4 separate regions of the Homo sapiens genome follow, and all the other regions are linked to region 1. A link is a contact called in ENCODE Hi-C or POLR2A ChIA-PET data. All regions are on one chromosome and are shown on one strand. Each heading gives the region's core, a stretch centred on a gene start or an enhancer-like site at or near the end of the contact. The rest is flanking DNA. Distances are from core to core; before and after follow the strand shown.

Region 1 (3,083 bases), core at 370-2,869:
GCCGTACCACCCTGAACATGCCCCATCTCATCTGAAATAAGAAGTTATTTAAGTTTCAGCATTCTGGATTTCACAAACCAGTACAATGGAAGAAAGGGCAGGGGTGGTGGAACTTGACGTAAGATTGTTGATTTTTAAATCAACAATCTCTCTTTAAATTGAATATAGTTTTAGGGGGAAAAAATCACCATATTGCTGTTGATTTTTTTCTTTTGCTAAGGATTGATACAAACTTCATCATATATCAAATGAAATAAATAATAGGTCCAGGAACTAAAATTTGGGTTTTCTGATTCCTTGGCAAAATCTTTTTTTTTTTACCTTCTTTAAAAAATTATTTTAATTGACAAATAAAAATTGCCTATATTTGGGAGCACATGTTTTAAAATACAAATACATTGTATAATGACTAAATCACACTAAATAAGATATGCATTACCTGACATAATTTTTTTGGTAGTGAGATACCATTATTTTCAGTAATCTATATAAATCAAATAGTATAAGAGATACATTTTTTAAAAATTTCATCTAATTGTAGTTCTTGGCCAAGTTTGTTCTACATTTAGTTATTCAATTTTCTGTATTCCCAAACACTCTGTTCATTTCTCACTAATATTAAGATGCAGATTCAAGTGGATTACTGTGTTTCATTGTGATTTATCTGTTTACATGTCTCTGAGCAGCATATAAGCTCCTTGAAGAAAGGGACCTTGTCTATACATGTTTGATGCACAGCTCCTGGTAAGCGGTATGACCTTACATTGTTGAATAAAGGAATGGCATTTATAGATATAATCTGGAACATGTATCAACATTTACAATAATACTCAATTTGTGTACGTATATTCCATAATATTCATCCATATACATCCATATATTATATATAGAGTTCCATGAAGTTCACTACTGTATTCAAAATGATATTCAAATGCTATTCAAACAATTCTAAATGATATATTTTGAACACCATAAAATGTTACACAAATCCATAAATAGCATTACTGTATAATAACCTGTAAACCAGAGTTACTACACACACATACACACCACACAAATTCTATTTAAAAAGCTATTTTACCACAAAGTAATTCTAAGACCTTATAAACACTGCCTAATGGAAAAGTCTGGAGATTGGAGCCAGGCAAAAAAATCTGCATTTCGGTTGTCTAGAACTACCTGAGTGACTTCGGCTGCTTCCTACCGAACCTGAATTTTCTGTGATGTGGAGACATTTAATACCACCTTTAGGGAACTGGCTTAAGGACTGGAGGTAATAACGTATGTGAAGGGCTGATGAATGTTTGCAGTCACACTGTAGTCTCTCTAGAGTTCCTTCCTCGGTTGCAAACTAAGGGTTTTTTTGTTTGTTTGTTTTACACATTATGAGTCTCTTATAGTCAGGAAAACTACACGGATCTCAACTTTGGCAATACAGAGAGTCCGAATAACAAGGTAGAGACCAAAAAAAAAAAAAAAAAAAAATCACCTCTACAACTCGGAAAAAGCGCTAACCCCGCAGGAAGCGCTGGGCCGACCTCCAGTATCCCAGCATTCCTCGCGCTGCTCCCGTATTCTTTCCCCAAGTCTCTATGGTAGCGTCAGCGTCGGAGGCGGTAGTGACGGTGGCGTTTCCTTGAGGAAGAGTGAGGGTTCCAACTTTTCTGCTTATCTGGGAGGTGTTGGGCGCGGACAGTCGAGATGTCAGAGAAAAAGCAGCCGGTAGACTTAGGTCTGTTAGAGGAAGACGACGAGTTTGAAGAGTTCCCTGCCGAAGGTAACCGCTGGGCCCCGGTTTCTGTGTCGCGCGAACGGTGACTCAGGCCTCCGTGTGGAGGTAGCTTGGGTGCTCGGGCCCAGCTGGGGGCACCGGCGGGAAGTTTGGACTCCCAGGGCCGGCACTCGAGGCGCTAACGCTCACCCCTCAGTGGCGCCCCAGATTCGGGTTTGGGGTGTTGCGCTGGGACTCACTGGTGAGGCCCAATGGCTTCGGCTTCCTCACTGGGAGGAGCCACCGTGAGTCTGGACCCATAGCCCCGCGTCTGTGATGGTTGGTCCATTTACTGTTCACCTGGGTTACTCACCACTTAAACTTAGTTCAAGTCTACATAACCTCCTTTTCTTTTTGTTTTAGCAGTCTTTCTTTGTCTTTAAACCTTTCCAGAATTGAATTGTCAGTAGTTACGCCAATGCTGCTTAACTTTTAGGATGTTACAAATGAAGCCTCATTAAGTAGGATAGGAGGGTAAGATACGGGGTGCTTAATACACATTATTGCCTCATTCCTGTTCCTCACCATTTTGATCACTTAACTGTGACCTAACTTAATGCTTTATAAGACCCTAAAACTTGCCGGGTGTGGTGGCTCACGCCTGTAATCGCAGCAGTTTGGGAGGAAGAGGCAGGAGGATCACATAAGGTCAGGAGTTCAAGACCAGCCTGGGCAACATAGCGAGACCCTGTCCCTACAAAAATAAAATATTTTTTTAAAAGAACCTAAACCTTACACATTTTTTTTTTTAGCTTCAAAACTAAAGACCTGGTTTTTTCATTGTAGATAATAGCAAATTGCTAACATTTATTGAGTGGCTGTTGTTTTCAGGAACTTGTCTAAGTGCTTTACTTGTAATAGCATATTCCACTTTCATAAATATAAGAAGTAGGCCTCAGTATTGCCATTCTTCAGATAAACTGAAGCTCGGAATGGTTAAGAAACCTTCTGATGTCTCATAACTAGTTAGAAATAATAGAACTGGAACTGGGAAACCTGGCCTGATTGACACCAAAGCTCTTAACTTCAGCTGTACTGCTTCTGTTTGTGAGATTGCTGTTGCCAGTTAGGTTTTCAAAATAGGCTGCTTTATTGGCTGATGGTTGATGAGTAGGATTTGTAAATATTTACCTTATAAGAAAAGGAGATTACTTTCTGAAGGTGGTAGAAAGAGAATTGTGGTTAATGGGGTACACATCCTGTTGCATCAAGCAATTACTACTTCACTAAAATTGTCCCAAGTTGTATACCCTATGATGATCCTATTGTGCATAAAACCACATAGCTGGAACATTTGTTCTATTTATAATGT
Region 2 (3,083 bases), core at 400-2,899, 1.2 Mb after region 1:
AAGATGGGTTGAAATTTTACCCAGTGATCTGATTCACAGGTTTGTTTTCTTATTTATATATCTGCCAGCTGCCACACTTTAAAAAAAATTATTCTAGCAGCAAGGATCTAAAATAACAGATTTGCCTTTTTGAAATTGCTTAGCTACAGTTAAACATTAGCTATAATATCAAGTTTCACTCTGATATTTTAAATATTATTTTGATATGCATAGTCACATATAATTTTCAGAAAAATACATCTATACAGTCCATACTGTCCCATAAGCTGCTTTTTACAACCTTCCCATGTGAATGGACATTCCTTTAAACATCATTTTAAATATCTGCATGGTATGGCGGTAACAACATGAAATTTTCTATTAGATATGTAAGCATTTTTCAGTTTTTCAGTAATATAAATGACTCTCTGAGGGCAAATAGGAATCAAGCAATTTTTTGAGACTCTAAATACATTTAAAAATTAAAAGTGCCTATCTATATATTTTCAATTGTGGTACATTTTAAATGTTTTTCTTAACCAATCAAAACTTCTAAGATGAAAATATAAGGTAAAATAAGTAAAATATACTCTAACTGCATTATTCTGAAAACTCTTACAGAATTAGGAGAAAGTCTCTAATTTCTAGTGTACTGCAGGTCATGTGACCAAGCACAATTCTAAGTTACATGATCAGTGTCTTTCTTTTTCTTTCTCCCCAGTTATCTCTTTGACTTTAGGTATAACCTAGTTCAGAGATAACATCTAAAGTCTGAATTTGAGGCCCTAAGTAAATGACAGCCCTGGGTAAAATGGTCTCCTGCCTAGAATTGGTCCCTAATCCTAGAGGCGAATTTTCTAAGTTACAAGAAAGTTTTAAGCTTTTGATATGTGTTATCAATTTGCCCCCCCCCCGCAGGCTGGTACCTATTTACATTCTATTAAGCGTGTGTAAGAGCACTTCCCTATGTGTTTGTCATATATGTATTATCTTTTGTATGCTTATTAACGTAACAAACAACAACAAAATAGCTAATTGTCATTTTAATTGACATGTTACTGATTACCAATGAAGGCTATCATTATGTCATATATTTATTTGCTGTTTATATGATTTTTCTTTTTTTTCCCTTAAATATTCCTGTTCTTGGTCGTTTTGTTCTTTTTCTTTTTTTACCTCTTTCTCTCTCTTTTTTTTTTAGTTGTTAGCCTCATTACTTTAATTGAAAAACTTCTGCGTATAGTAAGCCCTTTGTCATATAGTCTCAAATATTTTCCCCAGTTTTATGATTGCCTTTTAATTTTATGGTGTTTGCCCTTCTGAAGTTGAACATTTTTGCTTTCTCTAATTTATCTCTATTTTCTTTGTGAATTCGGCCTTTGATGACATGGCTTGAAAGAGTAAGTGGATCTTTAATGGACTTCTATTCTCTCTCCTTGATTCTTATAAGCCTAATTCATTAGTGTCAGCCTACAAGCATTGCCCAAGCTTCCCCCTACCTCTTTCTTCCTTCTCATCTCTAGGTAGTCTCCCTCTGTTGACAAGAACAAAAGAGATGGGGAATAACTGTACCGGCTGGGAAAGGTGACACCTCTAGGGAGTGAAAGGTTGGCCACTCTGTCAGTTTGTGGTTGATGAAGTCACATGAAAAGGCCACAATGTAAAAAGTTAACAAAGTTTCAGTTACACCGGATGATGAATAAGTTCTGAAGATCTAATGTATAGCAGGATGACTATAGTTAGTAACACTGCATTGTTTACTGGAAATTTGTTGAAAGTAGATCTTAAGTGTTCTTATTTATGATTAAGATGAAAAGATGGAATGCGGTGAGGTGGTAAGAGCAGCGTCTGTCCAGCAGGCCTATCTATTTCGGATTAAAATGAAGGCCAGTGACATCTTGCCTTACCATGTTCCACTTCATTGACCAGGGAATTTCCTAACATGTGGTTGACTTGTGTCACTGTCAGATAAAGTAGCAGGGAACAGTCTTTTAAAAGGCATGGCCCCCTTTACATTGCCCCCATGCTACATTCTGCTAAGAAACATTTGAATTTTTATGGCTTTCCTGCAGTAACAAATTTTCCTCCTACTGTCAGGATTTGCTTCATGCAGAGTAAAGTGGGCAGCTTTCATTTTCATTTCATTATTACGAAAAGTGAGACAAAAAATGTTTTAATTAGAAAGTTAATGATTAAATTAATATATAATTTCTAAAATTCCTTAAACTCTTAAAAATAAAAAGCTTGCATGTTTAAACTAATTAAATTTAAAAATCAATAAAGATAAAAACTAAATCTAAACATAAATGAATGAGTAAATGTGAAGAGTGGTGATGGCTACACATAGAAAATGTGAGTAAGCTCCAAATTATGCCTAACCTTGTCCCTGTAGCTTCCTTCCTAAGTGGGAGGCTGCAAAAGCGAAGAAGAGCACAATTGCTGGAGGGAGGTCACAGGTCACTATTATCTACAGTTGGAGATCAGAGGAAAACCTTGTGTGCCAAAGTAAGTGATTCATAGAAATAACAGTTGAAGATGTATGAGACAGGATAACTGAAAGGTTCCAGTCTTTCAGAAGTTGAGATGAGATGAAATCCAGAGAATATGGGATACAGCCTCATTTTTAACAAGTGAACCAAAGAAGAAGGAGAATATGCTGGGCTGAATTTTTTCTTCCCCTTCATTTCCGCAGGTTGAAAAGATCATGGCTTTTTTTTTTTTTTTTTTTTTTTTTTTTGAGACAGATCTTGCTCTGTCACACAGGCTGGTGTGCAGTGGTCCAATAATAGCTCACAGCAGCCAGCCTCAAACTCGTGAGCTCAAGCAATTCTCCTGCCTCAGCCTTTCGAGTAGCTAGGAATACAGATGCACCACCATGCCTGGTTAATTTATTTTTCCTTTAGTAAAGATGTGGTCTCACTATGTTGCCCAGTCTGATCTCAAACTCCTGGCCTCAAAAGGTCCTCCTGCCTCAGCCTCCCCAAAGTTCTGGGATTACAAGCATAAGCCACGGCTCCTAGCCACATGGCATCTTTTATAAGTCCAGTAATCCTACTACATTTCTCTAGTAAGTTTCTTCTCCCATTTTTTTTCTCCCGAACCTC
Region 3 (3,083 bases), core at 157-2,656, 1.2 Mb after region 1:
TTTTAACTTCTGACTGCCGTATATTATCCCCAACCCTCAACCCCTTTGCCCCCAGGCTCTCTTCCTGGGCCTCGTGGAAGCCATTCCCTTGAAGCAACAGTGCCATCTCCTGGACAACCAGCAAAGGTACCCAGGGGAGGAGAAGGAAGGATTTGTGCCAGAATGCTGGAGCGTTGCTGAATTTCACTTCTTACTCCCAGGTGGATTTGGAAATACCAAGAGATTTCTACAACTAAATCTTCTTAATCAACATAACAATGATATTTGCTAATATCATTAAAAACAAATGTTATGTCACAACACTTGACTCTTTAAAAATCAACTGTTTAGAATATTCCACAAAATAATACTTTTCTTCTCTTTCATAGCAGATAAACCTAAAAGTTTGATGCAAGTAAACTTTAGTGGTATGGAAACTTCCCATCCCTTTGACTGAAATTGCAGTATTAGGGCTGCCCAAGTCTGTGAGGCTTTCTTGGAACGCAGCACCACCACCACCACATATGCCTGTGCATGCACACACACACATACACATGCACACACACACACGACTTTAGTCACCAAACTAGCCTAAAGGTTATATTTTTCATCAAAAGGGGCAGAAGCTGGTATAGTAGAAATATTCATTGAAAGAGAGAAAATGATTCAGAGACTGCAAAATGTTTTATTTATGGTTGACAAAGGATGTTAGAAATAGGAATTTTTTGTACTTGGAAAGCTCCTTAGAATTACTTAATCCAACCCATTTATTTAACAGACTAGAAAACTTAAGTGAATTTTGTTTTTCTAATTAGAAATGTTAAATGTGAGAGTGGTCAACTCAAGAAGCTGAAATTTTCCTTCTCTGCCTAATTTAATGAGGTGAACCAAATGACCCTTAGGGGGCCAACTCTAATATCAGCGCTGCTGGAATTTTTTATAGCTACTTCAAGTATTAGTCTGTACAGACTTATTATTATTATTGTTATTATTATGCTAGTAACTAGTATTTATTAAGCACTTAACCATGTGAAACATTCTGGGCTAAATGCTTTTCATATATTGCCTCATTGAACCTTCCAAGTAATCCTTTGCAGTGGGTGCAGTTTTTAATCCTAATTTTATGGATGAAGAAATTTGTACTCAGAGAGGTTAATAATTGGCCAAAAGTACAACCAGCTAGTTGTCACGAGTGCAACTAGCTGGGGCCGGTGTCACAGGTGGTAAAGTAATTTACCAAGACAGTTGTAGGTAAAGAAAGGCAGATTTATTAGAGAAAGTATGTATGAAAATGCGTTGCAAAGTTGCAACCGGCAGCACAGCAGAGAAGGGGCTGTGTAGAGGCAGGGTGCAACTGCAGCGAAGTTTTATAGAGTTGTGCTGGGGGGAGCTGCTGTGCTGAAGGAGGTCATTGTGCGCACAGAACAAGGTCATTGTGCCAGGAAGAAGTCATTGCTTGTGATTTCCCATTTCTCAGAACAACTGTTCATTGTTCTTCCCCACCTGGGGCTCTCTCCCACTGGGGACCCCTTCCTCATTGTTGAACCAAGGTTTGAAAACAGACAGACTGGCTTCGAAATTCCTTATCACTGTTCTATTCCACCTCATATTACTTTTCTGAAGGAAAATTTTTCTGTAGTTTACTCTCTTTTACTATATGAAAACCAGAAAGTACTAGAAAGATAACATTGCATTTTGTTAGCTTTAAAAAAAATCCGTTTACCATGTATTGTTCCTTTATGCCCTTATTTATGGCATCTCCTGATCATATGGAACATATTTGAGAAAGCCAAAACTCCTACAAGCATGCTCAATATCCTATACAAACTCAGTCCCCAAGGAAGGTACCCAAGAGTACATTGCTCTGTAAACTCTGAGACTGTATTCCTAACTTGTAGAAGGCAGAATTGTAACCAAAGATGGTCTTTCATGAAGCCATCTGTGTTTATCAGTATTCTGCCCTAGAGAAGTTCTGGGTCAGGTCTTATTTCAGGTCAGCTCGTCTTTGCTCTGGAGTGAAATGGAACGAATGAGAATGTCTTCCCAGAAGCCATGTGCAGGGTCACTTCAGATGCTGGAGAATTTCCAGTAAGGAAGAGAATCAAAGGGTCAGGATGAAATTCTTACAGGCCAACTTGGAACAAACCACATCCTTTTTTAATGTACTTGGACATTTACGATTGATCTTTGACCTGTTGGTGCAACTAGATATGCTACATGGTTTCCTTTTCTGAATAGGAGTTCCTTATTTTTATACTTGAATTGTGTCGCCAGTGTAACTTTTCCAGGAAATATATAAAGTACAATTATTTGGCTACTTTTTTATTTTAGATTTTGTGATTTATTCAATAAATTAGAGACCAGAAACATCAACTCCTGGGAACTTTGAAATATATTTTTAATGTGAAAATACAATGTATTAGTTTCCAAGAGCTGCCCTAACAAAATACCACACACTGGGTAGCTTAAAACAACTGAAATTTATTCTCCCACACCTCTGGAGACTGGAAGTCCAAAATTAAAGTGTCTAGGGTTGGTTTCTTCCAGAGACTTTGGAGGAGAATCTGCCTCAGACCTCTCTCCTACCTTCTGGTGATGGCTGGAAGTTCTTGGCTTGTAGACCTATCACTCTAGTCTCTGCCTTCACCTTCACATGGCATTTTCTCTGTGTCTCTGTGTTGCAGGAAAATCTGGGTTCTTGTCACATGACCAGGTTAATTTAGGCACGCAGACACTTTGAAGGGTGAGTGGTTACAGAATTTATTTGGCAAAAAGGAAAAAGACTCTCAGCAAAGTAAGAGGGGTTCCTGTTAACAGGCCCCCATCTTACAGACTGGATCCCAGGTTACCACCCAGGAAAAGGAGAGGCCAGGCTGCTCCCCACTGCAAACGGCAGGAACTTCCATAGCTCCATCCCATTCTCCCAGTGCACAGGCTGGTTAGAGGGTCTCTGGGGACCCGATTATACTTGGCTGTCTCATTTGTGTCTCCACATGGTCATCTTATAAGAACACCAGTCATACTGCAATAGGGAACAACCTTACTCTAGTATGATTTTAACATAACTTAAGTAATTACATCTGCAGCAACCTTATTTCCAAATA
Region 4 (3,083 bases), core at 411-2,910, 1.2 Mb before region 1:
TAGCACTCCCAGGCTTATTAGGAAGAGAAAATTCCCACCTAATAAACTTTGGTCAGACCGGTTGATCTCAAAACCCTGTCTCCTGATAAGATGTTATCAATGACAATGGTGCCAAAACTTCATTAGCAATTTTAATTTCACCTTTTGCATCTCCTTGAAATGTCTGCCTTTGCACACTCTCCCTGAAAGAGGAGGGCAAGGGAGCCAGGATAGAAAGTGAGGTGGAGAAGTGTAGAGCTCTGGACGGACAAGCAGGAGATACGCAGCACAAGGAAGCACACTAGGTAACACACCAAGCAGGGGAACCTGTCTTTCACTACATAGGCAAGATGCTACGGGAAATGGGCTCTGGGTTTACACAGATTATGACTCAGTTCTCTACTGTTGTGAAGCTGTGTTTGGATAAATCCCTCAACTTTTCTGAGTCTTATTTTTTCATTTGTAAAATGTAGATAGAAGACCTACTTTCCCACATTGCTCTCAGGTTTAAAGTACGTCAATTAGGATACAGCAAAGTCTGTTTGATACTGAAAACTTTCCAGCAACAATGAACCTTAGAACAAGTCATCTCTCATCTTTGCTCTTGCCTGTAACTACTAAGCGACTACTCCATCTTCTGTTCTTAGGGATTTTAAATTGTTGACGTTTTTGATTTAGTCAGGAATGCGTTGTATGGGGATATCAAACCTGCATGCTCTCCAAGCATTGACTGTAGTCTGATCTTAGTAGGTCGTGCACATATAATTTTACTATTTCTCAATTTATTTCGGTGCTGATGTAATTAGTAAAATACGATTTAAGAGTGTTATGATACTTTTTAAAAATCGTGATGTCTTTTCTTCATCAAAGAGATACTTAAAAGCACATAATCATCTTGTGGAGGCAAGTTGACAAAATCCTTTTTGAGATTCTAAAAGGAATCTTTGTACTTAAAATGTTTAAGGACCACTGATGTATTTTGGCTTCATGTATCAATTAGATTTAGATTTTATTGTTTTAGAGATGGGGGTCTCCCTTTGTCGCCCAGGCTGGAGTTGAGCTCACCTCAGCCTCAAACGCCTGGGCTCAAACTATCCTTCTGCCTCAGCCTCCTGAGTTGCTGGGACTACCATGGTGTGCCACCAATTTTTATAGAGATGTGATCTCGCTGTGTTTCCCAGGCTGGTCTTGAACTCCTGGTTTCAAGTGATCCTCTTGCCTTGGCTTCCCAAAGTGTTGGGATTACAGGCGTGAGCCACCGCTCCTGGCCCCGATTTATTAATAGATCTTATAAGGACATTTTAGGCCTCACGCATCAGTTTCTTAGGACAAGCTTTTCTCTGCACTGCATAATAAATCAGACGGCAGTGCAACAAAAAAACGGTGATGATTTCCCGAAGAACAAACCAAGTTCAGAAGCCTCCCTAATTGTCAGAACAGCAGGTAGCCTGGGCGGAGCTCTGAGGCTATCCTTAAACAGGCGCACTGAGACGCAAGGCGCTGGAAACAAAAGAGCTCCTCCTTGCGCCCTTCCGCCGCCCCACTTAGTCCTGCTCCGCCCCGGACACCCCGCGGCCCCGCCCCTGTGCGCGCTGGTTGGTCCTCGCAGGCATGATGAAACTTCCCGCACGCGTTACAGGAGCCAGGTCGGTATAAGCGCCAGCGGCCTCGCCGCCCGTCAAGCTGTCCACATCCCTGGCCTCAGCCCGCCACATCACCCTGACCTGCTTACGCCCAGGTGAGCCGGGTCCTGCGCCCCGTGCCCTGCGCCCCGCGCCAGCATCCTCCTCGCGTGCCCTGGGGCTGCTCCGGAAGGAAGGGGTGGAGGATGCGGTCTTCAGCCTGGCACCCGGCAGACGCGGTTCGCGGGCGCCTGCTGATGCTGCGGCTCCTGCGGTAGGGAGGGCGGGGCGGACGCCTAGCGATTGTTACGCACCTGACAGCTAGCGGAAGGACCTTTCTGTCCTGGTTCCCTGAAGCATCGAGAGGGAACCGCGGCCGGCAGGCCGGACCGCTCCGGAGAGGAGGCAGCGGCAGTTTGAGCCCCTGTAAATGTTATATGTGTACTTTTTTTTACTATGTGGCGTCGAAGCCTGTGGACATTTTCGCGGTCCGGGTCCCTGCGGCGGACGGGTCGGATCGTGCTCGTGGCCAGGGCGCAGTCAGGTGTCGCGTGGTCCTGATCTAGGAAGAGACTGCGGCCTTATCACCGTCTCGGTGTCTGCTTTCACCTTCAACTGCCCCCCTCCTCACCTGGACCGCTCACCCTCCTCCTCCCCTCTCACCCCGCCATCCCCACCAGTCCCCACCTGTCTCTGTAGACTGCAAGACTCATCAAGTGACTTGCTGAGCAAACCCTGCCGAGAAGAGGTCTGTTTAGGGACACAGGCGACCAAGTACAGAAAAAGGCAAAAGAACTAGCATGCCTTTTTCAATGGCTGTCATTTTGCAGGGCTGGCTTCAGATGATTGTTATAGCTTTAAATAAAAAGGACAGTTTTCATCTCGGCCCGTGGCCTACATTATTTCTTTACTGTCCATTGCCCTGGGCGCTTGACTAATAATTTAACAGCAGTTTTTTTTTTTAAATTTTAAATCATGATTCATAGCATTGCTGTAAGAGTAATTAGAGGTAAAGTAGGGCTTGAACCTGTCTGTAGTTGGTTACTTACTGAGATCTTAATATAAAAGTAAAGGGAGAGGGTGAAGTTGTAAGTAGCACTAAGTGGAATAGAAATTAAATGCACTGAAACTGCCATGTCCAGTTCGGTAGGCGCTAGCCACCTGTAACTGTTGAGCACTTGAAGTGCTGGCTAGTCCTAACTGAGATGTATTGTGTTAAATACACTGGATTTTGTCGTTGGAGTAGGAAGAACAGTGTAAAATATCTGCTCGATAATATTTTATATTGATTACATATATGTTAAAATGTTACTATTTGGGACATACTGAGTTAAGTTTATTTAAAATTAATTTCACCTTTTTCTTTTAATGGGGCTACTAGTATATTTAAAATTACATATGTGGCTTACATATATATTTATTGGACAGCACTGTTCTAGAAGTTTAGGAAGAAATAAGAAAAATATTGAGAACAGGTAGCGG

What was found. Hi-C counts contacts between places; a loop is a spot of excess contacts on that map. ChIA-PET counts read pairs that join two places held with the same protein, here RNA polymerase II (POLR2A). Pooled maps may share reads with other maps.
Region 2: a pooled map shows a loop between it and region 1 (7-fold over the local background). The contact joins the enhancer-like site here to the promoter of SEM1 in region 1. A Hi-C loop is called at or near these places in 1 of 37 single-sample maps with no recorded cell type and 2 of 50 pooled maps. POLR2A ChIA-PET finds 5 or more read pairs at or near these places in 1 of 52 experiments (H1).
Region 3: a loop to region 1 is called in a map with no recorded cell type, with 6 times the contacts of the local background. The contact joins the enhancer-like site here to the promoter of SEM1 in region 1. A Hi-C loop is called at or near these places in 2 of 37 single-sample maps with no recorded cell type and 1 of 50 pooled maps.
Region 4: a pooled map shows a loop between it and region 1 (11-fold over the local background). The contact joins the promoter of ASNS here to the promoter of SEM1 in region 1. A Hi-C loop is called at or near these places in 1 of 37 single-sample maps with no recorded cell type and 10 of 50 pooled maps. POLR2A ChIA-PET finds 5 or more read pairs at or near these places in 1 of 52 experiments (common myeloid progenitor, CD34-positive).

Annotation. Positions count from the first base shown.
Region 1 is chr7:96,708,382-96,711,464 of GRCh38, reverse strand. It overlaps SEM1 (SEM1 26S proteasome subunit), which reads left to right and starts at 1,619. Exons shown (of 3, transcript NM_006304.2): 1 at 1,619-1,777. The coding sequence starts at 1,702. RefSeq lists enhancers at 1,345-1,434, 1,605-1,804.
Region 2 is chr7:95,500,202-95,503,284 of GRCh38, reverse strand. The region is part of intron 2 of ASB4 (ankyrin repeat and SOCS box containing 4); the gene reads right to left. Among named protein-coding and RNA genes, the nearest start is that of ASB4, 16 kb to the right of the region's middle. RefSeq lists an enhancer at 1,886-1,935 and a silencer at 2,234-2,528. Within about 2 kb of position 1,649, at least 2 of the 41 ENCODE cell types and tissues checked have a DNase peak (open chromatin) inside an H3K27ac peak, as active enhancers do.
Region 3 is chr7:95,524,639-95,527,721 of GRCh38, reverse strand. All of the region lies in intron 2 of ASB4 (ankyrin repeat and SOCS box containing 4), which reads right to left. Among named protein-coding and RNA genes, the nearest start is that of ASB4, 40 kb to the right of the region's middle. RefSeq lists an enhancer at 1-215. Within about 2 kb of position 1,406, at least 3 of the 41 ENCODE cell types and tissues checked have a DNase peak (open chromatin) inside an H3K27ac peak, as active enhancers do.
Region 4 is chr7:97,870,985-97,874,067 of GRCh38, reverse strand. It overlaps ASNS (asparagine synthetase (glutamine-hydrolyzing)), which reads left to right and starts at 1,660. Exons shown (of 13, transcript NM_001673.5): 1 at 1,660-1,717. All of the region lies in intron 7 of CZ1P-ASNS (CZ1P-ASNS readthrough), which reads left to right. RefSeq lists silencers at 1,429-1,518, 1,829-1,938 and an enhancer at 1,064-1,779.